Linked DNA regions of Homo sapiens: region 1 is linked to region 2. Evidence: chromatin contacts called from ENCODE Hi-C or POLR2A ChIA-PET data. All regions are on one chromosome and are shown on one strand. Each heading gives the region's core, a stretch centred on a gene start or an enhancer-like site at or near the end of the contact. The rest is flanking DNA. Distances are from core to core; before and after follow the strand shown.

Evidence for each region. A loop is a pair of places that touch in the nucleus more often than their neighbours do. ChIA-PET counts read pairs that join two places held with the same protein, here RNA polymerase II (POLR2A). Pooled maps may share reads with other maps.
Region 1: a loop to region 2 is called in a pooled map, with 2.8 times the contacts of the local background. The contact joins two enhancer-like sites. A Hi-C loop is called at or near these places in 3 of 168 maps with a recorded cell type or tissue (Caco-2, GM11168 and Right ventricle myocardium superior) and 4 of 50 pooled maps. POLR2A ChIA-PET finds 5 or more read pairs at or near these places in 5 of 52 experiments (BJ, HEK293T, K562 and 2 more).

What each region holds. Positions count from the first base shown.
Region 1 is chr11:126,081,742-126,085,572 of GRCh38, reverse strand. No RefSeq gene overlaps it. Among named protein-coding and RNA genes, the nearest start is that of CDON, 21 kb to the right of the region's middle. Within about 2 kb of position 1,417, at least 2 of the 41 ENCODE cell types and tissues checked have a DNase peak (open chromatin) inside an H3K27ac peak, as active enhancers do.
Region 2 is chr11:126,187,044-126,191,249 of GRCh38, reverse strand. No RefSeq gene overlaps it. Among named protein-coding and RNA genes, the nearest start is that of RPUSD4, 23 kb to the left of the region's middle. Within about 2 kb of position 2,554, at least 2 of the 41 ENCODE cell types and tissues checked have a DNase peak (open chromatin) inside an H3K27ac peak, as active enhancers do.

The DNA of each region.
Region 1 (3,831 bases), core at 168-2,667, 100 kb after region 2:
AACTAGAGAAGTATGAGTCTCCCCTCCAGAGCACCTTCTCACCTTGTAGGACAGTGCTTTTTCAACTCTCTGGTTTCTGTAATTGTCTCCTTGGATGAAATCTTACATGGAAGATATGGCAAGTCAATAAAAAGAAGCTGTTCTGGTTGAGATGTGTGAGTGAGGGGATAGGAAATCCTTTCACTCAGCTTGGGAATCCTCTTCCGCTACACCCCCTACACCCTGTCTTTTGGTCCCCCAGGCACCAGCTTCTAAACTTGAGGTCTTTGTAGAGCACTGGTTGACAAACAGCTTTAGAGACACAAGCAGGGTGTGGGCCTTTGATGCCAGGGCAGTGCTGGGGACAGCAGCTGCGCACGGAGCTGTTCTGCCGCCACCCAGGAAAGGGGGCGCTCACTGCTGCAGGCTGTCTACCCACCGGACAGGGCTGTTCTCCCCAAGTTTGCCTTATCACAGGCGCTGACCTATAGGTCAAGAAGCAGCCTCGGCTGGGCACGGTGACTCACGCCTGTAATCCCAGCACTTTGGAAGGCCGAGGTGGGCGGATCACAAGGTCAGGAGTTCGAGACCATCCTGGCTAACATGGGGAAACCCTGTCTCTACTAAAAACACAAAAATTAGCTGGGCGTGGTGGCGTGTGCCTGTAGTCCCAGCTACTCAGGAGGCTAAGGCAGGAGAATCACTTGAACCCAGGAGGCAGAGGTTGCTGTGAGCCAAGATCATGCCACTGCACTCCAGCCGGGCAACAGAATGAGACTCTGTCTCAAAAAAAAAAGAAGCAGCCTCAGGGCAGTTTCCTCCCCAGCCCACTCTGTGTCACTCCATAGCTCGCTGGGCCCTCTTCTGGCCCTCTTGACACCTCCTCAAGTCCCCTCCTCAAGCCTGGTGCGGATGGGCAGGAGCAGGCTGGGACAGAGGTGAAGATCCAGGGGCTGGCTCGGCAGGAGAGGCAGGTGTGTGAGGAGACAGACCTCTGGCTCTGCCTCTTTTTCTGGAAGCTATCGGTTCTAAGCTTAGACACCAATGCACCCCCCACCCCCAGCCCGCACTGTTTGTCTAATAAGGAAACCTTTTTGACCTAGCCAGTTAAAAGTCCCGGCCCTTCACCTCATTACTGCCAAGGCCAGAACTAAAGAGGTGAAAGCTGGCAGCCTTGGGCTGCCTTCAACTTGGCAACTGGCCCTCAGGGTCTGTGTCTCGAAGTCCCAGCCTTTCAATAGGGCTGTGTTTTCAATCCTGCTTACACAAAGCCGCACGGTCTCCCTCCTGGGCCTGAGCGCGCCATTCTCATCTTTCTATGGGGGATTAAGGGCTGCTCTCTTGTTTGAGTGTCACTCTGCCTTTGAACCACTGTGGCTTCATCTGGTTTCAGGCTCAGCTTCCTGCCAGGAAGTGGATTTACCTCTGATTTGCTGTTACTCTCTCTGCAGGATGATGCTGAGGGGAGTGAGTTCCTTTCTCCCCAGACACCACCACCAGCTCCCCGCTTCCACTCCCCTCCACGGCTCTCCAGCTTGAGCCCTTGACATAGCTCCCAGCTCCCTCCTCTTCTGGTGGAATTCTCCTCTCACACAGGGAAAGCGGAGACTCTAAAGATAGGGGAGCCCCAGGCTGGCTCACTGGGGTTGCGGGGGAGGTTGGAGGTGAGGGAGCTGGAGCTGGAGCTGCCTGAGAGACTGAATGTGCACCTGCTGGGGCTGTGGAGGAAGGTCCTGGATTGAGTCAGGGCTGCTTTGGGTCTCTCTGGGGTGGCAGCCTGGAGCTATTCTCTCTCTTCCTGAAAACTCCAGAAAAGAGTTGAGACAGATGCTTCTTCCCTGGATGCTAAGCTTAGACTGGAAACCAGATCTCTTGAATACAAACCTAGAGACATTTTTACCTTCTCCGTGGAGAGTGTGTGTGTGTGTGTGTGTGTGCGTGTAAGAGATAGATAGAGAGACAGAGAGAAAGAGAGAGAGACAGAGGTAGGAAGGAGAACAAAAGTCAGGTGATTTTAGGTACACTGACATCCAGGCAGAGGAAGAAGATTCTTCCTGGAGGGGAGCCAGTTGCTCTACTCTAACAGAGATCAAGAGAAATATCAAAGTATAATTAGGTCGGCGTCGGACTCCATGTGCTGAAAGCAGTAGTTCGGTGGCCCACAAAATAACCTAGGTTTTATTAATGATTGGGGGAGGGTGAGTTGTGGTGGTGAGAATCCACAGTGGCCCCTATTTCTGGAAATGCAGCTCAGGGGTCTGTGGGTGGAGTTGTTCCTGGATTCTTTCTAGATCTCAGGGGAGAGAAGCTAAAGAGCAGGGTGATCTTGCCCTGGGAGAGAGATACCATCTCTGGATGAAGACAGGTGTGTTTTCTTGTTTGCTTGTTTTGTTTTATGTGCCATCCTCCTACATTACCAGTTAGAAGAGAAAACTGCACTCCAAAACTGGGAGTGAAGAGTCTGAGGGGCACTGAGACTGAGCCAGGTGCGCATGGGTGTAGCGGGGACTGATGGAGAAAGGCTCCAAACATTCTTACGGGAGGAGGAGGATGGTGTAATACAGCTAAATGCCAATGGCAAAAGAGCTGAAAGGGGGGTGTAGCTCAAGCGGACAGAGGCAAAGAGAGAGCCCTTGGCCGGCGCCTGCAAACACCACCCTCCAGGGCCTGGCCCTCCCCTGTGTGCCCTGTTGTGGGCCTCAAAGGGTGCTGGCCCAGGCCCTGTCTGCCATTCCCTTCACAAAGCCGGGGTTGTGTTCTTGGCAGGGCTGGGCCTCCCCGCCATTGAGGTCCCGGCTGGGGCTGCCTGCCCTGGGAGCCTCCCTTCCCAGCCAGAGGCCCTCGATTTGTCCAAGTGCCAATACCTAATGAGGAGCTCATTTGAATCCATGCAAAGTACCAGGGAGCAAGGAGGCATGCTAATTAAAGTGATTGCTGTTCTTTAATTAAGCAATAATTCCCCCAAGGAGGGCATTATCATGCAAATAGAGCCCTCTTGGGTGAGGTAAGGGCTTTGGGCAACAGCTGAGGTCTGTTAATAAGGCCCCTGGGCATCGGAGGGCAGGCATCCAGAATGCCCCATTGAGCTGGGTGATAGAGCAAGGGAAATAATCACCCCTGCGCCGCACTGCCTTTTGTCTCTCCAGGCTTTGGCTGCGGAGCTGTGGGAGGCGGGGACCCTGCACCCCCTGCTGTTCCTTTCCCTTCCTCTCCCTTTGCCTCCTCTCCAAGAAACGTTTTCAGAGCTGTGTGAGGTGGAGAGGTTTGTAGGACAATGTCTAGTTTGGCCCTTCACACAATCGATGTCCCAATCATCAGAGCATCAGCCCAGAAGAGTTGGAATGGAGCCTCCTGAATGTTCATAAACAAGGAAGATATTGCAAGAGGCTGAGCTCTGTTGGGCCACTGTAATAAAATGGAAAGAGCACTGAAATGAGCCATCGACCTGGGTGACTGTGGGCAAGCCACTTTCCTTCTTCAAGACTCAGTTTCCTCATCTTTAGAATGGGTTGCTAGTAACTACCTGACGCAGTTATCATGTGAGTAAATGAATGTGAACGTGTAGGGTATTTAAACCCGTGGTTCCCAACCTGGAGTGATTTTTGCCCACAGAGGAAGGCTGCCAGATAAAATATATTTTGATATCAAATATATTTGCTAATTTTGATATCAAATTTATTTGCTAAATCTGACAACCTTATCCCAGAGGACACTGGCAATGTCTAGAGATATTTTGCCACAACCAGAGGAGTGGGTGCTACTGGCATCTAGTGGGGGGAGGGCCAGGGTTGCCGTTAAACATTCTCAACTGCTCAAGAGAGTCCCCACCACATGGAATTATCTGGCCCAAAA
Region 2 (4,206 bases), core at 1,305-3,804:
TGGTCAGAGTGGGTGAGGGCACGTCCTCGAGGCTCCATTTCAATGGACTCACCCCCTTAAAGGCTTATCTCCAAGGGTCGTCACATTCTGAGGTACTGGGGTTGAGTCTTCAACACAGGAATTTGGGAGAGACAGTCAGCCCATAGCACACACCAGCCACTGCTGGGGAAGGTGGTCACAGCAGCAGAGGCTGGCTTCTATCGGACACTTGCCGCGAGCCAGGCACGGTGCTGGGGCTGTGCCGTGTGAGCTCATTGAATCCCGCAGTGCTTCCACGAAGGAGATATTTCAGAGATGAGGAAATCAGCTTGGGCAGACTGCCTGAGGGCATGCACCTGGAAAGCCAGGAAACAGGCCTGGACGCACGGACTTACCCACGGTACTATGTTGCTGCCCGATTAGATTTCTAGCACTTTCTCTAGAGGAGGAGGGTCATGCGGTTACGCTCTTTGGGGCCATTAGTCTGTTTTTCTAGAGTCCTAATGGGAATGAAGAACAGCCCTAACTCTGCTATTCTGACTGCAGTTTGGGGGAGAACTAGGAAAGGAAAAGCAGAAAAAGGGGGTCAGTTCCTCCACACTGCATATGGAGAAGGGCATTCCAAGCTGAATTAGTGGCTTTGACTCCGGAGAGGGCAGGCCATGCCCAAGTGGTTGTTAGAACCTCAGGAGCACATGTGAGGAGCCCCCAGGCTAGCTTAGGAGATGGCCTTGGAAATGGGAGGGGGCACAGTTGTTTCCCAAACTGGGCGGGACTTGGGGAACCCCCATCTGGGATTGTCCACCATGGATGTGAAGACCAAGGGCTCAGGGAGTGAAGGTCATGGCAGATACCCCCAGCCAAGGTGGCTGGCCTGGGAGTGGGAAGATGCCAGGAGAACACAGCATGGCCAGCAGCTCCCTGGGGCTGTCTGACAGCTCCTGAAGGGCCTCGGGTTCCACACGGAGTGTGGGGTGGTTTGAAGGTGTTGGCATGAAGCCAGTGCTCCTTGGTTCCTGGTGTGGGGGCCAGAAGCTCAGAATACTGGGGCTAAGGGAACCCCCTACATCTGACATCAATTCTTTTCCCTGTCCCCAAATGGGGGCTGGAGTGGGGAAGGGTTGAGGTTGTCATGTCCAAAGCTCTTTCCTTCTCATCCTCCTAAGCACCCAGCATCACTCATCCCTGGACAATTTAGCTGCCATCAGCACCTGCTGTTTGATGCAGAAAGAGGGGAAGGGGAGGTCAGAGGAGGGAGGAGAGCAGAGGGGACACCAGAGGCTTTGTTCCCAGGTGCCCACCTCCTAGGGAGGGAGGGGTGGGGGTCAGTGGCAGCCCCATGCCCTATCTGGCAGGCAATCCTGTGTCTGAGTTTGGGAATTAAGCTGTCCTCGCCTCTCCAGCATGAATGAGGCCTGGGGGACTGTGACAAGAGCTGTCAGTGCTGGTATCCTGTGCCAGTAATCGCTCAAAAGGCCAGGCAGCTCAGGACGCCTGGGAAAGATGGGATGGAGAGGGCAGGGTCCAGGGCCTGCTGGGGAGGGGCCAGACAGGAACACAGACACCTTTGTGTGCACCTGATCAGTGCCAGCCACTGGCTGCTTCCTGTCGGAGGGGCTTTGTCCCTGTCCTGTCTCCCATGCCTGGACTTTAGGCAACTCTGGGCCTAGGGCCACATCCAACCACACTGTGTTCTGTCCCCAGCGCTTGCTCGGGGCCAGGCTCCGAGCTTCCCCTGAAAGCTTGTCCTGGAGGGGATCGAACTTCAAGGCGAGGCAGGTGACGGTGAATGTCTTGACGGCCCTCAGCAGATGGGGCTTTTACTGAGGTTGAGTTTCTTTCTGGCAAGAAGTTTTGGGGACCAGGGTTCTAGGCCGTGGGCCCCAGCCCAGCTCATTCCAAAACCATTAGGCCAGGTAACCGCAGCAGCACAGTGGGGCCAGGTGACAGCTGGAGCAGCTGCAGACAGCCTCAGTCCCCAGCGTGCTGACATGTTAGAAGTACACGTCACTATCTCAGCAGTCAGCCGCCACATCTGGAACTGCTCTCGGCCTCCTCTAATTGCCTCATTATTTTCCGAGGAAAAGCGCCCCCGTCCCCAGCTCTCCGTTGCTGTCCCTTCCCTCTGGCCTGTCCCGAAATCCACCTGAATGAGCCCCAGACCAGGGTTTGGGATTCTATGGGGGAGGGGAGGGCATCTCTCCAACTTGCAGGCCCTAGAAAAGAGAGAAACCACACATGGACCTGGCTTTGTCCCTGGTGCCCGGAACGCAGGGTCCTTGAAGAATTCAGGTGGATCCCTTGGAACACGCAAGACTCTGACCCCTCTTCCTGTCAGCAAGTGTCTGTCGTGCACAACATTGTCTGAAACTAGGGAGAGGGCAAGGAAGCAGAAGATACAGTTTCTGCACACAGTGCACCTGCCATCTAGGTGGAAAGACAAAAAGGAAGTGGAGAACCAGTCAGGCGAGGTGTGGCTTATAATCCTGACCGCATCTCATTTGTCCACCCATCACCTAGGGGCCCGGGCTGTGTGTTGGCCGTAGTGGGTGTCGAGATGCAGCTGTAGCCCTGTCCTGGAGCACCTGACATGTTTCAGAGAGATTGCAGGAGAGGCACCCAGGCATCCGGAGATCACTAGCAAAATGCCGATGCAGCCTGGGTGGGGAGGGGGCCTTCCTGGGGACCTGAGAGCTTTCAGGAGGAGAGAAGGGAGGGGCATTCCAGAGGAAGGAGTGCTGTGGTTTCTAGATGTGTCTGCAAGCAGTGTGGTGTGTTACTGCAGTGTAGAGCTTGTGGCAGGGAGCGACATGGCTGGAGAAGTAGCAAACTTGGGGAGCTTGGATCCTGACCCATAGGGGAGGGGAGCACGAGACGGCAGAGGTCAGAAAGCCCAGGGAGGGGGAGGTAGGTAGCACAGAGCTGTTGCGGAGTCAGGGCCGTGGCACACCTGGAGGCCTGCGCCGTCCTGATAATCCTCTCAGCCGGTGACTAAAGGAGCCCTCCAAGCAGCAGACAAGTTACCCCTCAACATCAAGACACCCAGAAACTCCCCGGCTTCAGCTCTCCCTGGGTCTCAGGTCACCACTTAGCCCAGCTGTGTCCGGTGCAGACCTGGAAGGAGTGTGGGAGGATCTGTTTGGCTGGTGGGTCTTAGGGTCCTTCTTTTTTTTTTTTCTTGAGATGGAGTCTCGCTCTGTCACCAGGCTGGGGTGCAGTGATGTGATCTCAGCTCACTGCAGTCTCCACCTCCCGGGTTCAAGCAATTCTCCTGCCTCAGCCTCCCGAGTAGCTGGGACTACAGGTGCGTACCACCACGCCTGACTAATTTTTGTATTTTTAGTGGAGACGGGGTTTCACCATGTTGGTCAGGATGGTCTCAATCTCCTGACCTCGTGATCTGCCCACCTCAGCCTCCCAAAGTGCTGGGATTACAAGTGTGAGCCACCCTGCCACCCTACCCAGCCCTTAGGGTCCTTCTTGTACTTGTTGGGGGCTCCTTGTTCCTGGAAGCCCACGGTCTCCCCCACCTGCCCAAGGTGGGCCCTGGGTGGGCCACTCTCAGGCCCAGCGACCCGGCTGGCCTGTCCTGGGAGTCTTTGCAGCCGGAACCTCAGAAAGGATGGGGAAAGCTTGGAGCTGCATGTAGGGTTCCAGCTGGAAAAATTGGAGGGGAAGGCACACTCCATCCTGCCCCCAGCATCAACTGAGGCCAAGAATTCTCCTAACAGGGCCTGGCTCCAAAAGATGACAGGCCGCCCATCATCTGCCGGCCTCTGTTGTGGTCCCTGGCACAGTCTCTGTCCCTGTCTGACTCTCAGTGTTTATACATATTCATCCCTCTGTGCCCCAGCATGTGGTCCCTGGTTAGTGCCTTCCCCTTCTGTTAAGATTGCACTCTCGTCCCCTCGCACCTGCCTCGCTCCCTGCCTCTCATTTTCTGTCTCTTATTTTCTCTCTCCAGTCTCTCCTTCTGTGTTAATGTCCCTTCTCTCCTCTGGGTGGCAGCTTCGGCGCCATCCTCTCTTCAGCCTCCTTTTCACTGGGGAGAGCCCCTCTTAGGGGAGGCCCAGCAGCGGCCCCATGATGCAGGGGTGCTGATGAGGGTGCCTGAGCCCCCACAAGACCTGTGTGGGAGGGCAAGGAGGGATGGGCAGAGGCGAGGAGAGGGTGGTGAGAGCTACGGGCAGGGCCTTGGTCAGGGAAGTGAGGAACCTCCTTCACCTC